Regions from separate parts of the Homo sapiens genome. Here regions 2, 3, 4, 5 and 6 are each linked to region 1. A link is a loop called in an ENCODE intact Hi-C map of the cell type or tissue named here. Cell type or tissue: heart left ventricle. All regions are shown on one strand. Region 1 overlaps ETS2-AS1 (ETS2 antisense RNA 1). Region 2 has its middle 4.6 kb from the start of LINC02943. Region 3 overlaps LINC02940 (long intergenic non-protein coding RNA 2940). Region 4 overlaps LINC02943 (long intergenic non-protein coding RNA 2943). Region 5 overlaps ETS2 (ETS proto-oncogene 2, transcription factor). Region 6 overlaps LINC00114 (long intergenic non-protein coding RNA 114).

Region 1 (4,000 bases):
GCAGTTTACAGACCTAACACCATAAAGCAGCCACAGGGCTCCCTTCTCTCCTCTCAAAATTCTTAAGGTGCCAAAGACGCCCCCACCCACCAGCCTCTTCAATTCCAGGCAGAACCCAGCCCTGTGCCTGGCTGTCATCAAGGGCACCAGGCTGGTGTTTTGGCAACAAACCAGCTTTCAAAGTGACATCAAATTGCTGTGAATCACCCGATCTGATTCAAATGAGGGCTTAGGTGGATTTAGAGATAGCTGATTGCCTCAGATGAATGCACAATTGCCTCAGAAAGTAATTTACCTCTGGGAGTTTCAGGTACTAAACATTTAGAGTTTGCATTTAAACTCTAAACTGGGGCAGGGGCAGCTATTCTTTTGCTGGCAGGACCCAGTGAAGGCTGATCCCAGGTACCTACGACTCTTCTGTGATTGGTGCTTCCCTACCTCCCTGCCCCACCCCATCTAAGCACAATTCATTTTATTTCAAAGATGAAAAGGACCCTCGAAGTCGTGACTTGGTCTCCCCAGTCACGCCCCTAATGAGTGGAGCCCCGTGTCTGTCTGTGTTCTTCACCAGGAGTTTTTTCCATTTCCTGTGACTTTTGTTGCTGCGAAGTTCTTCCTGGTCCTGGGTCACAATTGATCATCTTCCAGCCCCAGTCACCCTGCAGGTCCCCATGGTGGAAGTCAACTCCCCTTCTCATGCCATGTTCCTTCACAGATGTGAACAGCACTCTCTGTCTTATCTTTTAAAGACCCAAACCCTGAGCCCCTCCTACTACCAAACCATGGTTCTAGAGCTCTTCATGTCTTATCCATCCTCCCTCTGGCTTTTCCTATTGGGGGCCTCCTTCTCAGAGGGTAGCAGCTACATACACCAGGGATGGACTCAATAATGTCACCTCCCTTGTTTCAGCCAGTAGACCTCTATTGATTTAATCTGAAGTCACATTGGCCTTTTGGCAGCCTGTCCCAATGGTGACTCATAATGAGATTCATTTAGAGTCAATCAAACTCTTATAAAGGACACTGCCTGAACATATCCAACAAAGCAGGTAGCTGTTCTGTTGAACTTTGGAGCAAAATGTCCGACTTTTACATTTGTCCCTGTTAAATTTCTCCATTTTAATCTGCCCCATCATTCCTTCCCTGTCATTCCTATAGTTTTCTGTCATCTGGGAACCTGTTGCAAGTGCCTTCTGTCGATTGATCCAGATGATTGTTTACAGCGCAATTTTGTTATGGAATCACCTAACTATGTCAGCCTACAGCTTGCTTTCCTCTGCCTTGTTCAGAAAGGTCACAGAAGGCTGCTTCTTCACTGCTTTGCTGAAACATCTTAAAGTGTTGGGCCAGGAGAAGTGTTAGAGACCATCTGCTTCAAGCCCTTCATTTTTCAGATGAAGAAACTGAGGCCAGGTGAGGTAAAGAGGCTGCTAAAAGATCATACAGTGACCTGGTCTGCAGCAGAGCCAAAGATCAGGACTCAGAGATTCCCGTACCCAGGGACCCTCTGGTTATTTGCCCAGCAAGGAAACCACTGGTACACTCCATCAAGTCTGCTGGAAGACTCCAAAACAGTGGACAACAGAGCCCCTGCCCTTGGGAAGAAAGGCTAAGTGGGCCCTGAAAAGTAAGTAATCAACTGATGACTAGAGAAACAGAATGTGGTCCAGACATACAATGAAATACAGTCCAGCCATGGAAAGGAATGAAGCGCTGACGCATGCTACAACGTGGGTGAACCTTGAAAAATTATGGTCAGTGAAAGAAGCCAGTGGCAGAAGACCACATATTGTATGATTCCATTCAGAGGATTTGCCACAATAGGAAGATCCCTCGAAACAGAGAAAGCACCTTCGTGGGTGCCGGGGGGCTGGGGGGTAGGGGGAAATGGGGAGTGACTGCTAATGGGTACAAGATTTCTTTTTGGAGTGACAGAAATGTTTTGGAATTAGACCATGCTGATGGTTGCCCAACAATGTAATGCACTCAAAACCACTGAACTGTGCACCTTAAAATGGTTAAAATGGTGAATTTTATGGCATGTGAATTATGCCTTCATCTTTAACAAGAGCATCAGCCTGTCTTCCTGCTCTCTGGTGGACAGTGGAGAAGAAAGGAAAGGAAGGAGGTCAAGAACAAACCCTTTCCTCCTCTCCCAGCTGAAGAGCTTTGCAGACGGCGGGGAGGGCCTGGAGGGGCCGCTCTCTGGGCAGCTGAGGGTTGCTTTTCCACCTAAAGGGCCTGTCTGCCATGTCCTTCCTGGCGCATCCTGAGTGTCCCCTGGGCTGTGGTCCTGGGACCTCCCCCACTCTTCTGCCCTTCTGCCGCGATGGAAACTGGGCCTCCCTGGGCTGCTGCTCTGCCTTGGAAGGAAATGGGGGACACTTGCTTGGCTCTTCAGCACCCGCCCCGTGCTTCCGCGTTTGTGTGAAGGGCAAAGGTTTTAGCGATCTCCTGCCAGGCTCAGATCCGCTCCTCTACACGGCACGCCTTGCTCTGGCCAAGGCTCCATTCGGAGGAATTCGGGTGCGGCACAGCGTCAGGGTCCAGTGACAGCAGCAGCAGGAGTCACCTGGGAGGCCCCCAGCTGGCCTCAGAGCACGGGCAGGAAGAGGAGCCAGAAACTGAACAGCGGTGGGGAGGGGGTTTGGATAAAGTATGCAGAAATCACCGTGGAGAAGAGAAGCAACTGGGGCTGTTTGAGAAAGAAAAAAAAAAAAATTAAATCCTCTGCCAGTTTGGAAGCGCATTGCTTTCATGTCGGCCTGGCTGATTCCCGCGTGGGCGTGCGGCCCTGGCTCTGGCGGCCTGCCGGGGAGCGGGGAGCGTGGGTGGCCTTCCCAGAACAAAAGTTCAGGCTGCAGGAGTCACCTGCGGGAGAGCCCTGTCCCCTCCCACCAGGGACCGCTCCGCCCACCGCCCAGGGCAGTGAGCACCGCAGCCAGGTAGCCCTGCTGCCAGGGAGGGAGGGCGAACATGCACTGCGCACAACACACAACACATGCACACAACAGACAAAAGACAACACACACAACACATACAACACAAATACAACACACAACACATACAACACAAACACAACAGACAACACAAACAACATACAACACATACACACAACACACACAACAGACCACACACAATATACAACACACACTACAAACAAGCACAATATACTAGACACAATACACAACACATATACAACACACAATACACAACACACACTACAGACAACTTACACACACCACATAACATACAATATACAACACAACACACACACAACAAACCACGCACGCCACAANNNNNNNNNNACAACATACCACACAACACACAATATACAACATACACAACAAACCACACACAACACACACCACAAACCACACACAACATACAACACACATCACAACTACACAATATACACCACATACAACACACAATATACACAACACACACCACATACCACACACAACATGCAACACATACCACACACAACACATACAAATGCATACCACATACCACACACATACAAACACATGCCACATACCACACAAACCACACAGCGCACACCACATACACAACACACAACACAAACCACACACTGCACACACCACACAAACACATTACACAAACCACACACTACACAAAACACATCACACACAGCACACACATCACACACAACACATGCACCACATATACACCCACATACACACCACACACACCACACTTCACACACATCCCACACACCCCTCTCTCTCTCTCCTTCCCTGTCTCTCTCTGTCTCTCTGTCTCTCCCTCCCTGTCTCTCTCTCCTCATGCGTTCTCACCCATGGAGAATGTAAGTGAGAGGAGCTATTTACGTCATCCATAAAGAAGAAGGGAGGAAGGACCACAGAAGCCCACTCTCTATCAGAAGGGCCAGAGCTCAGGGAGCGCCTTTGTCAGCAAGATGGGAACCAGCTTTTACGGAGCACTTTGTGTCTTCAAAGAACTTCACCAACATTGA
Region 2 (4,000 bases), 180 kb after region 1:
CTGGCCCTGGAGCTAACTACATCCCATGCAACTGGCCCCGACATAGGTACTGCTGTCATAATGACCTTGCAGGTGGGGACAGTCAGGCAGACAAGAGGTTGCCCTAGGCCCCACAGCTGGGCAAGGCAAAGCCCAAAATAGAGTTCATGCTGGTGCCAGGTCAGTGCTCTCAGACACTCATGTCCTGTCTCTAGGCAGGGCCAGCCCCTCCCCGTGCAGGGCTCCAGCCAGGCTCTCACCCCCTTCCTTAAAAGTGAACCGGATCCAGGACCAACAGCTTGAGACAGCACTCTGGGAAGCTGATCCCCAAGTTGACGTCTGAGGCTCAAATTCTCTCTGATTCAACCCCACGAGGAGCCAGCTGGGGTCTGAGCCGGGGCAGCAGGGACAGAGCTGCCGCCGGGGGTCTGCTGCCAGCGGGCATCGCCGAGGAGGGCGCAGCCTGCGGGCTGGATAGAAACCAGACAAAGGGCACTCCAGGCCCACCGGGCCGGCCATCCGGAGGGTCTACAGCTAATTAAGACTGAAGGGAGCACTGAATAACCCTTTTGTGGATCAAAAGCACTCTGTTGGAAACCCAGCTGACAACTCCAACAAAACTGACTTCATGGTTTCTTATGAGAAAACTGTGAATACATCGAGGACTGAAGAAGCGCTTTGTTCCAGACCTTCGTGGGACCACCAGAGATTCAGATTACAAAGCGGCCCTGCCCGGCTGCAACAAACAGCGCCTCGCTGAAGCCAAGGCTGTCTCGGTGTAGGAAAGCCAGAAATAACACATTACACTGAAGCCGGGGCATGGTGTGGCCACGACTGCTCGCTCATGTGCTTCATTTACAGAAAAGGACACACACACCCCACCACAATCCGATTAGAACCAGACAAGACTGGAAGGCTGGGCACAAATCACACTGAGCCCCTCCCCCAAGAGGGTCTCCTCTGAGCCTGTATCAGGATGGGTTCTTCGGACATTTAAAGGCAACTGAAAATACAAAGGCTCCTTTCACTTCTGCACTCCAGGCTGCTCTCGGGCATCACCCAGAACTTCAAACACGCCCCATGCCAGGATCCCAGCCCCAGGGACTGTAATGTAATTGACCTCGGTGCAGCCTGACGTCAGCATTTGTAGGAGCTACCTGGGTGTCGTGAGTTGGATGGTGCCCCCTCCCAGAAGATATGTCCACCCAGAACCTCCAAATGTGACTTGACTGGAATAAGGGTCTTTGTAGATATCATTAACCCTTTTCCCACTTGCCCAAGAATACTCCCCAGCAGCATTTACCCCAAGATAACTTTGCTGCAAAATACCTTGCTTTTATTATTATTTTCAAATCGCTCTAGTGTATTGACTTTGGAAACAAAACACATCATTCCATTTATAGCATTCTGGTTTTAGTAGTGGTATTTCCATTTACAAAACTATAGTAATTCTCGAGTGCTGAAAATGTCAAATCCTAGAAAACGTCGCATTCCTGCACGTGATGTTAACATTGTTCTTGAAAACAGTTATTGGCCAGAGATTCATTTGATGAATCCGATTCTTCCGAAACAGATGATTCTGATGATTTAGACGATTCTGATGTTAGTTCTGTGCAGAAATAACTCCAAGAACAGTTTTTGTATTTTATTTTCACATTGAAAATCCATCAGATTTGCTTCAGCCTCAAAGAGCATGTTTATGTAAAAAATGAGTACTGGCAGTGAGCTGCACTTTATTTTCTAAACGGAAAAAGGGTGAAGGTAAAGATCTCTAGATGAGATCATCCTGGATGAGGGCGGGCCCTAAATCCAATGACTCGTGTCCTCATAGGAGACAGAAAAGGAGATCCTGCAAACAAGGCCGTGTGAAGACAGAGGCAGAGACTGGAGTGATGCTGGTTCCATACAAGGAAGGCCAAGGATGGAGGTCATGAGGAACAGGAGGGAAGCCTGGAATACATGTTCCCATGCAGCTGCCAGCAGGGGCCACCCTGCCCACACCTTGACTTTGGCCTTCGGAACTGTGAGGGAGCAAATTTCTGTGTTCTAAGCCAGCGGTCCTCAACCTTTTTGGCACGAGGGACCAGTTTTGCAGGAGGCAATTTTTCCACACACGGGGGGGATGGTTTCAGGATGACTCAAGGGCATGATGCGTATTGTGCACTTTATTTCTATTATTATTACACTGTAATATGTAATGAAATCATTACACAACTCACAAGAATGAAGAATCAGTGGGAGACCTGAGCCTGTTTTCCTGCAACTAGACAGTCCCATCTGAGGGTGATGGGAGACAGTGACAGATCATCAGGCATTAGATTCTCATAAGGAGCGTACCGCCTAGATCCCTCACAATTCATAATAAGGCGCAACCTCCTATAAGAATCTAACGCCGCCACTGTTCTGACAGGAGGTGGAGCTCAGGCGGTAATGGTCACTCGCCCACACTCGCCTCTTGTCCATACTGGTCCATGGCCCGGGGTTGGGGACCCCTGTTCGAAGTCACCCAGGTTGTGGTGGTTTGTTACAGCAGGCCCAGGGAACTCATTCAGCAGGTGGATTTGGGTGGCCCTAATCTAATAAGACTGATGTCCTTATAAGAAGAGGGGATTAGGACACAGACACACACAGAGGGACAACCCTGTGAGGATTCAGGGAGAAGAGGCCTTCTACAAGCCAAGGAGAGAGGCCTCAGGAGGAATCAACCCTGCCCACACCTTGATCCTGGACTCCAGCCTCCAGAACTGGGAGGAAACAAATGTCTATTGCTTAAGCCACCAGTCCGTGGTATTTTGTTAGGTGGCCCTCACAGAGTCATACACTAGGTACTTGCTGTATGTGATTTTATCTGATCCTCATGGCAATTTTCTAAGTTGTGTTTAGGCCCTGCATGGTGGCTCACACCTGTAGTCCCAGTTTGAGACTACAGGAGTTTGAGACCAGCCTGGACTACATAGTGAGACCCAATCTCTGAAAAAATTAAAAAGTAGCCAGATGTGATGACACATGCCTGTAGTCCCAGCTACTCAAGAGGCTGAGGTGGGAGGATCACTTGAGCCCATGAGTTTGAGGCTGCAGTGAGCTGTGATTGTGCCACTGCACTCCAGTAGCCTGGGCAACAAAACAGGACCCCATCTCTAAAAAAAAAAGGAAGTTGTTGTTTTATTATTATTCCCTTTTTGCAAATGAGGAAAATAAAACTATAAAAGGTTAAGTGGCCCATCCAAACTCACATATACGGTAAATGTCAGAGCCAGGATCCAACCTGGCCTATCTCAGGCCACAGCTGGCACTAGGGCCCCTGGTTCTAGGTGGCAGCCCCTGGACACAGAGGCCTTCAAAGACTGGGAAGTGCTCCCTCTGAGCGGGCAGTCCAGAGCCGGTGATGCTCACTGTTTTGCTGCCCTTGGGCCTAGAACAGAGGGCTTTGCACGTCTCTTGCATTGTCTCAGGGCTGTTTAGTCCCAGGTTGAGGGTAAGAGGAAGGAGGAGCCCCCAAAGCCACAGTTGGGGTTCTCAGTGGACATCCGGGGGCAAGAAAACCTCCAGAAGGTGCACCTTCCATCAGCAACCTGGGAGGGGAAAGATACGTTTCTATGAAGAAAAGATGCATTCACTTACAACAGGAACTAGATTTAGTTCCCTTTAATAAGAACAACACTGCCCATATTCAATATTGAAATAGGCTGTTTTTCAGTATTTTTACCCAGAGTAGCTAATTTGATCCTCAAAACACACCAGCAAAATAAGTAAAGGAAGAATCTCTCCATTTTATGAGAAAATCTCAGGCTCAAAAACATCTGTGTTTGGCAGGGTGCAGTGGCTCACGCCTGTAATCCCAGCACTTTGGGAGGCTGAGGTGGGCGGATCACCTGAGGTCAGGAGTTCGAGTCCAGCCTAGCCAACATGGTGAAACCCCATCTCCACTAAAAATACAAAAATTAGGCGGGCGTCGTGGCGGGCGCCTGTAGTCCCAGCTACTCGGGAGGCTGAGGCAGGAGAATTGCTTGAACCCAGGAGG
Region 3 (4,000 bases), 93 kb after region 1:
TGTGATGACATCACGGCTCTAATGACCCCGCCAGGTGACCAAAATCAACCTCGGGTCTGGGATAAAGAGTCACTGACATGATAAATACTGAAAGCCAAGCCGATAAGATGAAATGGGTGGGTGGTTTCCCTTAAAGAGTTACTGAAGGGTTGTCCAAGCCTTTGACAACCTTCATCAGATGAACAATTATTGGTTGCATGGTTGGTGCGAGCCAGGTGTGGATGCAAAGGTAAGCAACACGTTCCCTATCTAGGAGGAGGCAGAATAATTAAGATTTCTTGGGAATAAAATCTGACCCAGCTCCTAGCACCTGCTCAACAATCTTAGCTCTTTTATTTACATTTATTCAGTCTCAGATTTGCTCCCCGCTTCCTGTCCCCATCCCTCAGCTTTTTCTTTTAGAGCAAGCATCTAGTCCTTCTCTTGATACCAATGCAAATAGCCGAGACCCTTCCATTCATGTAAGACCCCATCTTCTTCCACTGCTAAAGAACTCTTGACTTAGTACAACATAAAAGACTTAAATTGTTTTCGGTTTATCTACATGAAGCCTGGCACTCTAAAATTTCCAAAGGATATGGAGTTGCTTTGTGACCTTTTGCAACTTCCTTTCTTTGCAAAACAAAAAAAGGTGTCCATCCTTCAAGCAGCCAGTTAGGTGGTTGATAAATATCCGAGTTCTAAGAAAGAGGATTACCAAGGGAAGAGATAACTTCTGCACCTCCTCACAAGAGTACAGTGTGCATGGGATCCTAATTTCTGAACCTGGGTCTTCCATTTCTAAGTCATTCTAATGGCAGATATTATGAAAATATTCTCACTCCCCCACATTGCTCAGAATCTTCTTGTCATCAGATAATGTCTCATAGAGGAAGGAGTCATTTTCTGGGAGCTCTAACCACAAAAAACATCTGGAGCCTTCTTAGAATCCAGGGTTAAAGGTCAGGGTGACTGGAACATTTGGGATGGTCACATCGTTCCTCTCCTAGCTTTACGTCAGGGAAACGTGGTACCACAGTGTGATTCGGTACCACAGTGTGATTCAGGGCTGCGTGTGACATCAACCTGCATGCTCTGGGGGCACGAGTGTGCCCTCATTAAAAACAAGCCCTCAAGAGATGAGAACCAATCTTTGGAGACACCAGCATTAAATGCCAGGAGCTTGGCCGTTGGCTGTAGGAATTTCCCAAACAGCAACATCTGTTACTAAGGAAACGACAATATCACTGCAATCCTCTAGCAGCTACTGTTTTACAGCACGGACCAGAGAGACAATAGTCTTGCACCTGCTCACTCACTCTGTCCTCCCAGCAGCCTTGCCAGGGATATGTGTATGACATCCTCAGCACACCCTCGGATGTGATATTGTGTGAATCAGCCCATTCCTCAGATGAGGAGACTGAGGCAGCTGGGAAGTGTACCCTGTTTGGGTCACATAGTGAGGGGCAGAGCTGTGACGACGAAGGTCTCCCACTCCAGCCCCCTCCGTAGAGCCCTGTCCACGGCATTCAGGCCAACTCTCACACCCGCTGAGTGGCTGTTTCTCAGAGTGTTTACATCGGTTTCCTCAGCTCTGCAGACCCGGCCTCCTCTACTTCCTCCCTTGCCTTTCTCTCTCCAGCACACGCTCACAAAGAGGAAAAAGGCCACCGCAGTAAGCCAAGCTGTCTGTCCAGCATGGACCATGGGCCGACACCACGCCAGGCCTCCTCTTGAACCTATTCCCTACAGAGGCCTTGCCAGCAGCCACAGAGCCTTGAGCAGGAAGCGGGCGGGGGGGGGGGGGAGGCGGGGGGCCCGGGGGGGCAGGGGGATTGGCAGGAGGGTGGGGGAGTGCCGAGGCTGGGCCATCACCCTGCCAGATGCTGGAAGGCACTTGCTTTTATGCTTTCAGAGGCAGGTCCCTGGAAGAAGGTCTCCCCAGCTGTATGCATTTCCTAGGGCTGCTATAAAAATGACCACAAACTAGGTGTTAATTCTTTTGTTCTTGAAACAACAGAAATTTATCCTTTCATAGTTCTGGAGGGCAGAAGTCTGGCAACAAGGCAGTGGCAGGGCCACGCTCCCCTGAAGGCTCAGGGAGGAACCTTCCCTGCCTGTCCCAGCCACCATCCTCGGCATTCTTTGGCCGTGGCTGCACCGCCCTCATCTCTGCCTCTAGCTTCACGCGGCCTTCTCCCTGTGTCTCTCTCCCCTTCCTAGAAGGAGAGCAGGCATTGGATTTGGGGCCACTCTAATTCACTATGACCTCATCTTGACTTAACATCTGCAAAGACCCTGCTTCTAAATAAAGCCACATTCTGAGGTTCTGGTTAGACATGAATTTGCGGGGGACATTACTCAATCCACTTAGCAATGTCGTGTACTCACCTCCTCTGCCAGGCCTCTCTGGCAAACAAGCAGGAGTCTACCTGTCACCTTCCAACTCAGGAAGGTGGGGCTTGGGTCCCAGCTTCCCGCTTCCTGCCCCCATCCCTCAGCTTTTTCTTTTAGTGCAAGCGTCTAGTCCTTCTGTTGATACCGACGCAAATAGCCAAGACCCTTCCATTCGTGTAAGACCCCATCTTCTTCCACCGCTAAAGAACTCTTGGCTTAGTAGAACATAAATGACTTAAATTGTTTTTGGTGTATTTACATGAGGCCCGGCACTCTAAAATTTCCAAAGGATATGGATTAGTGGATGGGATGGGGGGATGAAAGGACATCAAGTTTGACTCCATCCATACTTGGGGAACAACTGCAAAGTTTCCTGGGGGTCTATGTAGGCTGGAAAAGACATGGTCCCAAAGTTACACAGCCTTCATTTCTCAGAGATTCAGTCTTGCACAGAATGTCAGGCAACCAGTTTTCCAACTTCAGGTTTCTAAGTCGATTTCTTCTCAAGTTCTATGCATCTGTCTATTGGAAAGTCCTGCAGCTGGGGTCGGACGTCCCGGCTGAGCTTCAGGACTTTATCACATTGGGTGAGCCCATGGGTCCTCAGTCAGAGATTCCACGGTAACATATAGAGAGATGAGGGTAGAAACGTAGCTCACTGTGGCAACCCCATGACCACCAATGGGGACCGCCACAGTGAGAGTGCTTCCCAAGCTCCACGAGCCACCCAACCCTTCCTGGTCAGATCGGATCACCCCAAGTGACTGTTGAGATGCACTCAGTGGGTCAGAAAGGCAAGTGGGTGAGAGCAGATCACAGCCCTCCAAGAGCAACGTTCTCTAGGAAGGAATGATCCAGAGAACAGAGTGGGTGTCAGATGACTTGGGAGAGACACTGTTCCGTGTAGTTGAGGAGATTCAAGATTTAAACTTGAAGAGCTGAGTCAAGTATGAAATGGGGCTTCTGTTTTTCCACTGGGTTTATTCAAACAGTAGGTCCCCTGCTTCTTCCAGCCCTTTCTGTGGTCGAAAGACATCATCGGTCATGTACTTTCTGTTTCCTCTGTCCTGCTGGCCCCCAGGTTCCAGGGAATCCTTCTGCCCTCCAGCAAGATGACACCTGATGAAAAAAAAAGAATATCGAGTCAGTTCAAGCTGTGTGCATCTCCACAGCACAGCTAGCTGCCCCAGGGGACTGCTCAACTCACTTTGTACTTGAAACATTTCTTTTTTTAACCTAATCTAAATTTAGGAGCTAGCCAACAGAATAGAATAACAGGAAAACTCACGCCAAAGCCCTGGCACCTCCCACCCTGTCCCACCCAGCTTCCAGCTTCCTCTTTCCTCAGCCAAGAACCCTGACAGCCTGACCCTGCTGGCAGAAGGTCCTGTATTTCCCAGCAGCTGATGGCGAAGATTCAGAGCCTCACACTGGAGCCCACCCTGCAGAGCTCCTTCCAGCTAAGGAACAGGGGCCAGAGAGCTGTGCACAGCCCACGGCCCCTCACAGAGGGGGATCCCAGGCAGAAAAGGACTCAAAATCCAAATCTGGCCATTCACAATCCCCTCCCTGCATTTACTTCCTCATTACCCTTACAAGTATAGAGAGAACAGAATCGTTTCTG
Region 4 (4,000 bases), 150 kb after region 1:
TTTCCTTATGGATCAAATGATCTCCATTTGGGAAGCTTCAGGAAACACCCAGCTAAGGTGAGAATGCAGCCAGCTTCTCCGTCCCAAAGGAAGACTTTGGGCTGTTTTGGGGTTTGTTTAAACCAGGCCCCTTTGTCAAAATTCTGTGAAGCAAGACCCACCTTTGTGGGTAGAGAAGAGTCCAACCCAATGCATGGATTTTAGTCCTGCCTCTGCTTTCTCCTTTTCTAACCTGTTGCTATTCAGGGAATCTTTCTAAAACTGGATAAAAATGTAATGCAGCAAATGCTTATCCAGTATATGCAACGTGCAAAGCTCCAAGTTCGGCACTTAGAAAGACGCTAAGATGGGGAGCGACACGGCCCCTGCCCATCTATCTCTGTCCTAACTCCCAAGGGTCTCTCCTTCTCCACTCCCAACAGTGCTGGGAGGTAGACAAGGGTTGCTGCCCCATTTAATGGATGAAGAAGCTGAGGCTTACAGAGCACAAGTTGTCTGCTGAAGATCACAAGGATCGATGGTGGCAGAGCTGAAACCAAACTGCAGATCTGTTGGGCATCCAGTCCAGCTCCACGCTACTCTCACCTCACTGCACACACGTGGAAACTTTATTGCAAACACTCCAAATTATGTTCAATTACTGGAAATATCAAAATTTGAGACCCAAACAAATTATATCTCAACCAACAACATTCAACCCAGGGGAAAGGCAGTTAAAGGGTATTTTACACACACACACACACACACACACGTGCACACACATGCATGCACATACATACACACACACTCAAATATCAAAATTTGAGACCCACACAAATTATATCTCAACCAACAACATTCAACCCAGGGGAAAGGCAGTTAAAGGGCATTTTACACACACACACACACACACACGTGCACACACATGCATGCACACACATACACACACACTCAATCCCTCACTCCACCTCTGAATTTCCTAGAGCATCATTCCACTCTGCCCTTTGCGAGGCCCATATTCGTAGCCTCTCTTGGTGTGGAACCACAGGGATAAGTCACAATATGTTCCCTCCCGGAATAAATCACCTGTCAGCTGTCCTGCAGCTAGAATTTCTCGGTGACCTGTCCCCAGCTGGTCCTGCTGTGACAGCCGCAACTTGGGATTCCTATTTTCCCTGGGAGCAGGTGACAGCTTGCAGGCTTGCTGAAAGACACCCATCCCAGCTTTGACGGGGCATCTGCAGGGCCCTCACCTTCCTCTGCAGGGTCCCCGAGCCTCCTGCTCATCCATTTCCCCTCCAGCACCCCCAGAGCAGCCTGGAGCCAGCCTGCAATGTCAGACACAGGCAGCAGGTCACTCAGGCCCATGCACAGAACCTGCTGTCCCATCTGCCTGGGCTGTCCCCAAGGCACAGGGGCTGCGGACACCCACCAACAGGGGGGAACCCAGAGGAGGGGCTCATAGAAGCAGGAGGACGGAGCAGGGCTGACCAACAGGCACAGGGACACAGCCCGTCAGCACTACCTCTGCTGTCTCTCTCGGTGGTTTCTGAAGGACCACTTACTGCTCAGCCCATCTTCAGCCCCTCTCCAGATCCCACCAACAGGGTTTAAGAACCTTTGCTATTTCTGCACCAACAGTTTGGTTTTCCAAACTGGGAGGCTTGTGATCAATGTGCCCTGATTGGAACCACCACCGCCACCCCCCACCAGCTGGACTGAAAGGCACCTCACTCAGAAGGAGCTAAAATCCACAGCTTGCAGTGTGACAGAGCTGGAGGAAGATGTAATAGAGGAATCAACGCATTTTCCAAGCCATTTGGGGACCGTGGTATGGTTCGGCCCATAGAGTCTCAGTCACCCCATGGAGGAGCTCATCAATGAGGCTTCAGAACAAGGCCTTAGCTCACTGGCTGGGTTCACATGACCCCACCATCATCCTCAGAACAGGAGCAGAGGACGAGGGATGGACGAGAGCAGCTGGGCGTCAGTGTGACCCGCTCTGAGACTCCCCAGACCTGGCGTCTCATTTGACCTGAGGGACAAGCCCTCTGCCCGCCTCTCACATGGCCAGGCCACCCCCAGCTCTGCGTGGACAGGCTGCTGTCTACGCTTGCAGAGCTGCTGTCATCTGAAGGCATCACCCACTCCTGCTAGATGGGACCGGATGAGCCACCACCAGGGGACGAACTTCCTGCATCCCCATGTGCCCCTGGGCAGTTTCCACACTGCTGGCCTCCCCAGGTATGTAACTCCATGCATGGGCCGACCTCACCTTCCTAATGAGACCTGGTCCCTTGGGGCCAGGACAGTGGGGCCACTTCCTATAGCACAGCGCTGGTCAGACAGGAGAGAGGTGATGAATTCCCAGGCAGTGAGCCCCATTCTCCTTCCCCTCCTCACCCTTCCTAGAGCCTGGGGAAGCCTGCAGGCCACGGCCCCCCTCTGCGGGGTCCCCACACATGAGTCCCCATGCCTGATCCCAGACGTTCTACCCACAGCTGCCCACGGCAGGCATGGAGGTGACCAGCACCCAGGAGCTACCTGGCCTGAGGCCTCCAACACACAGGCTCACCAGCACGGGGGAGGGCTGCAGCCCAGCCCAGCCCTGCCGCTGCAGGCAGAACATGAGACCCACAGGAAGGCACCAGCTTTAGGGTGAGTCAGGCTGAGAGTCACACACAGTGTGGGCAGCTGAGGCCATGAGGCCTCAGGCCATGTGCAGGGATCCTGGATGAGCCTCCACTCCTTCCTGCCCATACCTGAGACGAAAGATGCTCAGGGTAGCAGTAGTCTCGAGGCGGTAAGGCAAAGGCCAGCGGGGACGCTTGTAGGCAGCTAACACAGTGAGAGCAGAAACAAGCACTCAGCCCTCCGGGAGCTGCCAGCTTCACGGGAACGAGATCCTCTCCAGGGGATCTGGAGCGGCTGCGTGTTCCGCACATTAATCCTCTCCATGAGACCTGGTCACCTTTCTCCCCCTGAGTTCCTGAGCATCGCAGCTGGGGAATCTGGGCAGGGCCCCGTCATCGCCTAAGAAAATCGCTGCACCATGACAACCTGCAGCTCGCTAACCCCATTCTGCATTCATCTCAGCCTTCCCTTACTGCCTGTGTCTTACTTAATTTGCAAACATCTTGCACCCTCGCTTTCACCAGATCCTGGACTTAGAGGCAGTGTTCTTGTCCATAGAATTGTGCTCCGAGGCTGCACGCCCACCTCTCCAATGCTATTTCACCTTGCTCCATTCACTCGCCTCTCCAGCCCCATGTTTGTGGTGCCAGCAGCAGTGGGGAAGGTAGGAAGGAAGCTGGTGCATGGGGACAGGCAGCAGGGCTGCTGGATGGAGTGTCCCAGTGTGCCACACAGTGGCATCCAGCTTCCACCCTCCGAGCCAGTCAAGGTCAACCAAGAGCCACCAGGTGTCATGTCTGGAGATGGAGAACAACGGTGGGAGCAGCAAGAGATGTAGAGGGATGCGGAGCCTTCTCAGAGAGGACACGTCTTTCTCACTTCTACCTCATGACAGGTGCCCGAAAATATTGTACAGGTGTATTCAGAAAGAGTAGAGAGCCACGGATGTGAGTAGTGGCGGTGAGCATTAAATGCCACACTTACCTGCAGAACTAAGGATGAGTGATGGTTATGATGGAGAGAGTGTGGCTGGCAATGGCGTTATGCTCTGAGAGTGAGACACAGAACAACCCTATCAAATGGTGGAATGATGGGAAGTGCATATAAAGAGTAGAATAAACCTCCTGATTGCCTTACAGGTATTAACCAGGAATAAAAGGATGTTTTTCAAATCAGATGCTGGAGAAGAGGTAGGAGAAAGAGAAGAAGAGGTTATAGCTGCTTTCAATATTGCTCACAATAGGGAACTGAGAGACCATAGGCAAAAAGAAAAGAGAGATAGGATGATTATTATATACAAGTATTAATAGAGAGGTAACCAAAAATATACACCTTTTGTGGTAGATTTAAGACAGCCACATAGGCTGGTGTCTCACAACTGTCATCA
Region 5 (4,000 bases), 90 kb before region 1:
AGAATGCCTGTCCCGTGCTTTACAGCAAAGCTTTATTGATAACGGCCATTGCGTTTCTGAGGAAGAGCTATTTGGTAGAAAGAGGTTGGGCTTAGGGTCGGAAGATCTAGGCTCTTCTCCTGTTTGCTGTGATGGGCGTGTGATCCAGGACAAGGCACCTGGCCTCTGAGCCGCATCTTATCCCTCCTCTTTAGAACAGAACCACACTGACACCTGCTTTGCAAGGTGGTAGTTCTAAATGTCAATCGAGGACAGGTGGACGAGAAGCTCTTGGCAAAGCATGCTTCACCAGACAGAGGCTGTGAGGCAACGGGTGTGACCCCGCGTGGCTATTGAGTAAACCGGGCTCACATTAAGCAATTTACACATGGTCATTTGGCAGGAAGGTGGCATGGGATCCCACGTATGACACGCCTCATTCTGTGATGAAACACCCCCTCAGCCACCCCCATCTCTGCCCCACTGGGTGTTTCTAGAAAAAAACCTTGAAGGTTTTTACATAAGGAACAATTAAACCAGATGGGGAATTTTAATGCCAAGAGTTGGTGGCCCTAAACTTTCTTCCAGAAAGAACAAACCTAGCAATCAAGGGGAAGAGTGTCTCGCCTAGTGACCTTATTTTCTAGGAGTAGGCAGTGTGGAGCAGGAACTCACATTTGGTGCCCCGCCCCATCCCGTTAAAGCACTTAGTACTGTCACCAACACCTTGAGTGCCACCCTGAGTGTAACATCGGAACCCCATTCAGAGAGTTGGGTCTGCATTCCTAAATCAGCATGTACAATTAGGATGGTTAAAGACTTGCTGTATTTTACATCTGTGAAAGGGTATGATCCGTCTCCCTCCCTCTCCCCGCAGGAAGTGGACCTATTCAGCTGTGGCAGTTTCTCCTGGAGCTGCTATCAGACAAATCCTGCCAGTCATTCATCAGCTGGACTGGAGACGGATGGGAGTTTAAGCTCGCCGACCCCGATGAGGTATGGCCAGAGCCCTGGGAAATCTCTGGGCTTGAAAACCTGATTTCCTGCTTGCATTCAAAAACTCAGTTCTTTGGGCACAAAAAAGGGTTCACCAGTACTGCTGAGAATCTTTCCACGTGAGGCATCCTTGGCTGTTGGGAAAATGGAAGTGGAGTCATTGCTTTGTTGATAAACGTGTACAGTGTTTTCTGGGTATGCTTCATACAAGGGCGTTGCACAGATTTCACTGTCTTGATCAGTTGTCTGATCAAGAGGCCCAAGCTGCAAACTGAGGTTCTCTGCTGACCATCTGAAAATGCCTTAGGAAGGCTGCCCTTGTCCATCGGGGGAACAAGCCTCATGTGGCCCCGAGCCAGCCTTCTGTCCACTCCTTAGCTGAGCCCAGCAGTGTTGACCCCAGCCCTGCAGAGTTAGAACCAGGAGCCCTGTCTAAAGGAGAAGGCCAAGGGCAGGTGGGATACCAACCCCGCCAGAAAAGCGTTAGAGAGAAGCCCTTGGTCTCTGGCACTGGGGAGCGTAATCTGTCACCATTCCCACCCCGCCTCCAGTTCCCTTGGGAGACAAGCATTGAGGAATGAGTATATCACACAGCTCAGAATCCCACTCGGCACCTGTTAACTTCAGTAGTTGGAATATCCAGCCTGGAGGGTGGGTGACACCACCTTTCCCTGGTCTCAGGACCCTCCTGGCTCTGAACCCTTGGCTCCCAGGAGGTTTCACTGAGCTGGGGCCAGGGAGCAGGGACCTCATTCCCCAGTGGTTCTGCCCCTTGGGGACACAGTGCCCCTACCATAGGTACTCAAAGGTACTCAGAGGTACTCAAAAGGTCCTCCTGCGGACCTTGTGTAGGTGTCAAGTTCTCTCTAGAGTGAACATGCCTCAGAATCATAATCAGGGAGGAATGTCATTCACTTTTTCTTCATTGACAAATTGAGTTTAACTCTTTTCCATCCATGTTCACCAAAGGTGGCCCGCCGGTGGGGAAAGAGGAAAAATAAGCCCAAGATGAACTACGAGAAGCTGAGCCGGGGCTTACGCTACTATTACGACAAGAACATCATCCACAAGACGTCGGGGAAGCGCTACGTGTACCGCTTCGTGTGCGACCTCCAGAACTTGCTGGGGTTCACGCCCGAGGAACTGCACGCCATCCTGGGCGTCCAGCCCGACACGGAGGACTGAGGTCGCCGGGACCACCCTGAGCCGGCCCCAGGCTCGTGGACTGAGTGGGAAGCCCATCCTGACCAGCTGCTCCGAGGACCCAGGAAAGGCAGGATTGAAAATGTCCAGGAAAGTGGCCAAGAAGCAGTGGCCTTATTGCATCCCAAACCACGCCTCTTGACCAGGCTGCCTCCCTTGTGGCAGCAACGGCACAGCTAATTCTACTCACAGTGCTTTTAAGTGAAAATGGTCGAGAAAGAGGCACCAGGAAGCCGTCCTGGCGCCTGGCAGTCCGTGGGACGGGATGGTTCTGGCTGTTTGAGATTCTCAAAGGAGCGAGCATGTCGTGGACACACACAGACTATTTTTAGATTTTCTTTTGCCTTTTGCAACCAGGAACAGCAAATGCAAAAACTCTTTGAGAGGGTAGGAGGGTGGGAAGGAAACAACCATGTCATTTCAGAAGTTAGTTTGTATATATTATTATAATCTTATAATTGTTCTCAGAATCCCTTAACAGTTGTATTTAACAGAAATTGTATATTGTAATTTAAAATAATTATATAACTGTATTTGAAATAAGAATTCAGACATCTGAGGTTTTATTTCATTTTTCAATAGCACATATGGAATTTTGCAAAGATTTAATCTGCCAAGGGCCGACTAAGAGAAGTTGTAAAGTATGTATTATTTACATTTAATAGACTTACAGGGATAAGGCCTGTGGGGGGTAATCCCTGCTTTTTGTGTTTTTTTGTTTGTTTGTTTGTTTGTTTTTGGGGGGTTTTCTTGCCTTGGTTGTCTGGCAAGGACTTTGTACATTTGGGAGTTTTTATGAGAAACTTAAATGTTATTATCTGGGCTTATATCTGGCCTCTGCTTTCTCCTTTAATTGTAAAGTAAAAGCTATAAAGCAGTATTTTTCTTGACAAATGGCATATGTTTTCCACTTCTTTGCATGCGTTTAAGTCAGTTTATACACAAAATGGATTTTATTTTTTAGTTTAACTGTGTTTCTCCGACAGCTCACCTCTCTCTGACCACCCAGCCATTTCCTTCCTGTGCTCCACGTTCTTCTGTGTGATTAAAATAAGAATATTATTTTTGGAAATATGCAACTCCTTTTCAGAGATCAGGAGGGATTTATGTAGCAGCTATTTTTACTGCAAAAGTAATTCACTGGAAAAAAAATGTAATTTGTAAGAAAGCTTTATTTTTATCTCAGCTCTATGTAAAGTTAAAGTTACTGTACAGAGCTGAAGGACGGGGGGCGGTAGGGGTCTTGATGAAACCTCTTGAACGAAGCACAGTTTGTCCCATCTTTGTTCACTCGTGTGTCTCAACCATCTTAATAGCATGCTGCTCCTTTTTGCTCAGTGTCCACAGCAAGATGACGTGATTCTTATTTTCTTGGACACAGACTATTCTGAGGCACAGAGCGGGGACTTAAGATGGGAAAGAGAAAGCATCGGAGCCATTCATTCGGAGAAAACGTTTTGATCAAAATGGAGACTTTTGTAGTCGTTTCAAAAGAGCACCTGAGTCATGTGTATTCCCGGCCTTTATAAATGACCCGGTCAAGTTGGTTTCAAAGTCCGACAGGCTTGTCTGTTTACTAGCTGCGTGGCCTTGGACGGGTGGCTGACATCTGTAAAGAATCCTCCTGTGATGAAACTGAGGAATCGGGTGGCCGGGCAAGCTGGGAAGAGCAAAGCCAGAGCTGCGCTGCCTCAATACCCACAAAAGACCATTCCCAGTATACATAAGCACAGGATGTTTTTCTCAAGAGGGATGTATTTATCACTTGGACATCTGTTTATAATATAAACAGACATGTGACTGGGAACATCTTGCTGCCAAA
Region 6 (4,000 bases), 170 kb before region 1:
ATACTTATTAATAAATAAATGAAGGAGTCACCAGCAGGTGATTATTTTCCAAACTTCTCATATTTTTTTCATGGAACACATCTTTGGACTCTTGCTAAAGAACAGACCCCTTAGGAATGCTTCTAAGGAATGCTGCTTCAGGAAAAAATGACAACAAAACTATGATGTGTACAGGTTCTTTACCTAATATGGAAGAACCTAGAATTCATTATTATATTTGGTACTTTTTTCTTGTAGGGAACTTGTGTCCTCTAAAATTTATTTAAACTAAAAATGTCATCGTCATCATCAGTCAAGATAGCCATCTTGCTTTGTTTCTCTGTCTCTCTCTCTCTCATTCTCTCTCTCTGTCTCTCTCTCTCTCTCTCATTCTCTCTCTATCTCTCTCATTCTCTCTCTCTCTGTCTCTCTCTCTCACTCTCTCTCTGTCTCTCTCATTCTCTCTCTCTGTCTCTCTTTCTCATTCTCTCTCTCTCATTCTCTCTCTCTCTCATTCTCTCTCTCATTCTCTCTCTCTCTCATTCTCTCTCTCTCTTTCTCTCTCTCTCTCTCTCTGTCTCTCTCTGTCTCTCTCTCTGTCTCTCTCTGTCTCTGTCTCTCTCTCTGTCTCTCTGTCTCTCTCTGTCTCTGTCTCTCTCTCTGTCTGTCTCTGTCTCTCTCTCTGTCTGTCTCTGTCTCTCTCTCTCATTCTCTCATTCTCTGTCTCTTCCACACACACTCACCTACACAATGATGCATGGCCATAATTATTAAAAATTATTTTCAGATTAGAAAATTCAGAGAAGAAAACAACTATTGGGAATCCCACCAGTTAAAATGTTGGCATTTTTCTTTCTCCTGGTCTTCCTTCTTTGCTTTTTGTTCTGAAATCATGCTTTTTTTTTTTTTCTTGAGACGGAGTCTCACTGTGTCTCCCAGGCTGGAGTGCAGTGGCGCGATGTCGGCTCACCGCAACCTCTGCCTCCTGGGTTCAAGTGATTCTCCTGCCTCAGCCTCCTGAGTAGCTGGGATCACAGGTGCGTGCTACCACACCTGGCTAATTTTTGTGTTTTCGGTAGAGACGGGGTTTCACCATACTGGCTGGGCTGGTCTTGAACTCCTGACATCGTGATCCATCCTCCTCGTCCTCCCAAAGTGCTGAGATGACAGGCATGAGCCACCACGCCCAGCCCCAAATCACGCTTTTCATGCACACACTGGACATGCCATGGGAGGGATCTACCAGATACCTTCCTCCCTTCTCTCAGAAGCCCGGTGTGCTCTGCATGCCCGCAGCCCCATTCTTGGGCCAATCCAAAGCGGCTCCTTTTGCATGAGGAACTGACCAGAGGCACGCTGGAGCCACTGAGCCAAGCTGGCTTGAGCTTCCTGCATACCTGGGCATCTCAAAGGCTGGAAGCTGCTCTTGAGAGTGAATTTCCTATAAGCTAAAACCCTCCCACTGCAAAAAGATCCGTCTTTTCCCCACTACGGTAAAAAAAAACGTAATTCCTTTTCCTTCTTTCTTATTCTGCGTATAGTATAATGTCTTTAAAAGCTGTTGCAAAAGTAACTGCTCGATATGTCACTCCAGGACACTAATTGTTTAGTGGGAACACACATTTCCTGAATTCATTGCAGGGTTATAGGTCAGTTGATTTATTATTATTTGTGCAAAAGTAAATGGCTTTTGAAGTGAAGCTGCTTCCTGGCAACAGAGGACGATCCCAGCCCTCGGAGTGTGCGTCTGCAGCTTACGACCGGACGCATCCCGGGACAGGGCTGTGGTCCTTCACAGCACCTGTCTGGGTCTGGCCCTCTCACATTGCAAACTTCGCAAAGACCTGAACAACTGAGGCAGCTAAGTGTTCGGGCATTTTTCCTACTCACTTTTTTTTTTTTTTTTTTTTTTTTTTGAGACGGAGTCTCGCTCTGTCGTCCAGGCTGGAGTGCAGTGGCGTGATCTCGGCTCACTGCAAGCTCTGCGTCCCGGGTTCACGCCATTCTCCTGCCTCAACCTCCCGGGTAGCTGGGACTACAGGTGCCCACCACCATGCCCGGCTAATTTTTTTTTGTATTTTTAGTAGAGACGGGGTTTTACCGTGTTAGCCAGGATGGTCTCGATCTCCTGACCTCATGATCCACCTGCCTCGGCCTCCCAAAGTGCTGGGATTACAGGTGTGAGCCACTGCATCCGGCCCCTGCTCACTCTTGACAGAGTGAACAAGCACTCCTCCCCCCTCCCCAAAACACTGAATCCCAGCATTCCCAACGTGCAAGCAAGCCTTTCACAGAAAAGCGTTACAATCTTATAATTAAATTAGGTGCTTGTGGGAAACAGCACAATTAAAACCAGAAAATAATTTAGGAAGATTAAACCCATTAAGGTAGGACTTTTCTTCTTTAGTGGAGAGGAAATACAATTAGGTGAACTAACTTATTAAAAACACCTACACAGATATCTAAATATCTCCCAAATGCACTGAAATGCTTTGCTCCCTGTGAGGCAGAAAGACTCCACTTCCTTTTCTGCCAAATCAAATTAGAAAGCCCAACTCAATGATTCCCCAGGAGAAATATTTACACCTCAAAATAGATTGAAGGAAATCTAATCTGAAGCTGCCCAGAAATTACTACAGAACTAAGTTATTTCTGTCATTTTAGGGTGGTAAGCTCATGATTTCATGATAAGAGCACCCATTCTATCACCTAAATTTATATAAACCTTGAAGAATAAACACGGGGTAGAGATCTACTTTTCAGGATATGGACAGAAAAGTTCTTGTGGTCTTACGTAATTACAATATAAAAATGGGTATAGATATGACCTGACACATTATACAATAGATCATTTAGGTATAATGTAGACTTAATGGGCAGGGCACAGTGGCTCATGCCTGTAATCCCAGCACTTTGGGAGGCCGAGGCAGGTGGATTGATTACCTAAGGTAGGGAGTTCAAGACCAGCCTTGCCAACATGGTGAAACTCCGTCTCTACTAAAACTACAAAATTCGTCCGGCGTGGTGGTGCATACCCATAGTCCCAGCTACTCAGGAGGCTGAGGCAGGAGAATCGCTTGAATCCGGGAGGCAGAGTTTGCAGTGAGCTGAGATCGTGCCATTGCATTCCGCCTGGGTGACAGAGCAAGACTCTGTCTCATAAACAAACAAAAACAAACAAACAACCAAAAAATCCTTAATGAACATGTATGTTTAACGATATATATATATAGGAACAGTTATAGCCAGATGTTCTCAGAGTTTGACGGTTGGAGAAATATAACAGTGATTAAAAGCTTCACCTTTGGAGTCAGATGAACTTGGATCTAACATGGCCATAAGCATGTTAAATCTGTCTCTAAATTTTAGCCTCCACATCTGTAAAATGGAGATTCTAGAACCACCTTTGAGGAATGTTATGGGGATTGGATAAGGCCATACCTATTGTTTGCTCAGCAGTGCCCTGGTACTTAGGAAATGCCCATAGTCACTATTTTAAATAGTAAAAATAAGCTGGGCACAGTGGCTCATACCTGTAATCCCAGTAGTTGGGAAGCTGAGGCAGGAGGATCACTTGAGCCCAGGAGTTCGAGATCAGCCTGGGCAATATAGTGAGACTTTGTCTCCACAAAAAAATTTAAAAATTAGCTGAGTATGGTGGCATGTACCTGTAGTCCCAGTTGCTCTGGAGGCTGAGGTGGGAGGATTGCTTGAGCCCAGGAGGTTGAAGCTGCAGTGAGCCATGATTGTGCCATTGCACTCCAGCCTGGGAGACAGAATGAGACCCTGTTTCAAAATAATAAATAAATAAATAATAAAAATAATAGTTTCCACATCCCAAGCTCCTACTATATGCCAGGCACTGTCGTAAATGTTTTATCTACGTTACCTCATTTAACCCTAATGGTGATCTTGTGAGCAGGTATATTTAATTCCACACACATGTTACAAAAGAGGAAATTGAGGCACAAAACCTTTTGGTAATGTGCTGATATGGTATGGCTCTGTGTCCCCACCCAAA

What was found. A loop is a pair of places that touch in the nucleus more often than their neighbours do. Peaks named below come from ENCODE experiments on the same cell type or tissue, not always from the same donor. Only the 100,000 strongest peaks of a DNase experiment are listed, where the experiment ranks them.
Region 2: a loop joins it to region 1, with 1.8 times the contacts of the local background. A loop is called at or near these places in 15 of 110 quality-filtered maps.
Region 3: a loop joins it to region 1, with 2.8 times the contacts of the local background. A loop is called at or near these places in 21 of 110 quality-filtered maps.
Region 4: it touches region 1 in a loop (2.0-fold over the local background); 2 of 110 quality-filtered maps call a loop at or near these places.
Region 5: it touches region 1 in a loop (2.8-fold over the local background); 26 of 110 quality-filtered maps call a loop at or near these places.
Region 6: it touches region 1 in a loop (2.5-fold over the local background); 21 of 110 quality-filtered maps call a loop at or near these places.

What each region holds. Positions count from the first base shown.
Region 1 is chr21:38,910,723-38,914,722 of GRCh38, forward strand. All of the region lies in intron 2 of ETS2-AS1 (ETS2 antisense RNA 1), which reads right to left. Among named protein-coding and RNA genes, the nearest start is that of ETS2-AS1, 26 kb to the right of the region's middle. RefSeq lists an enhancer at 3,698-4,000. In heart left ventricle, no CTCF peak of the experiment used is centred here; DNase peaks (open chromatin) are centred at 2,489 and 2,819; H3K4me3 peaks cover 656 bases; H3K27ac peaks cover 2,817 bases.
Region 2 is chr21:39,087,135-39,091,134 of GRCh38, forward strand. No RefSeq gene overlaps it. Among named protein-coding and RNA genes, the nearest start is that of LINC02943, 4.6 kb to the left of the region's middle. In heart left ventricle, a CTCF peak has its summit at 1,962 (motif pointing right); a DNase peak (open chromatin) is centred at 197; H3K4me3 peaks cover 900 bases; H3K27ac peaks cover 2,692 bases.
Region 3 is chr21:39,003,290-39,007,289 of GRCh38, forward strand. LINC02940 (long intergenic non-protein coding RNA 2940) reads right to left here. Exons shown (of 7, transcript XR_007067867.1): 3 at 2,371-3,495. Among named protein-coding and RNA genes, the nearest start is that of LINC02940, 14 kb to the right of the region's middle. In heart left ventricle, no CTCF peak of the experiment used is centred here; DNase peaks (open chromatin) are centred at 1,712 and 3,662; H3K27ac peaks cover 3,890 bases.
Region 4 is chr21:39,059,804-39,063,803 of GRCh38, forward strand. All of the region lies in intron 3 of LINC02943 (long intergenic non-protein coding RNA 2943), which reads right to left. Among named protein-coding and RNA genes, the nearest start is that of LINC02943, 23 kb to the right of the region's middle. RefSeq lists an enhancer at 2,489-3,071. In heart left ventricle, no CTCF peak of the experiment used is centred here; a DNase peak (open chromatin) is centred at 2,028.
Region 5 is chr21:38,820,730-38,824,729 of GRCh38, forward strand. ETS2 (ETS proto-oncogene 2, transcription factor) reads left to right here. Exons shown (of 10, transcript NM_005239.6): 9 at 857-975; 10 at 1,945-4,000. The coding sequence ends at 2,160. Among named protein-coding and RNA genes, the nearest start is that of ETS2, 17 kb to the left of the region's middle. RefSeq lists an enhancer at 1,672-2,209. In heart left ventricle, no CTCF peak of the experiment used is centred here; a DNase peak (open chromatin) is centred at 2,185; H3K27ac peaks cover 2,770 bases.
Region 6 is chr21:38,742,652-38,746,651 of GRCh38, forward strand. LINC00114 (long intergenic non-protein coding RNA 114) reads right to left here. Exons shown (of 7, transcript NR_027065.2): 3 at 3,648-3,765. Among named protein-coding and RNA genes, the nearest start is that of LINC00114, 29 kb to the right of the region's middle. In heart left ventricle, no CTCF peak of the experiment used is centred here; no DNase peak of the experiment used is centred here; H3K4me3 peaks cover 824 bases; H3K27ac peaks cover 300 bases.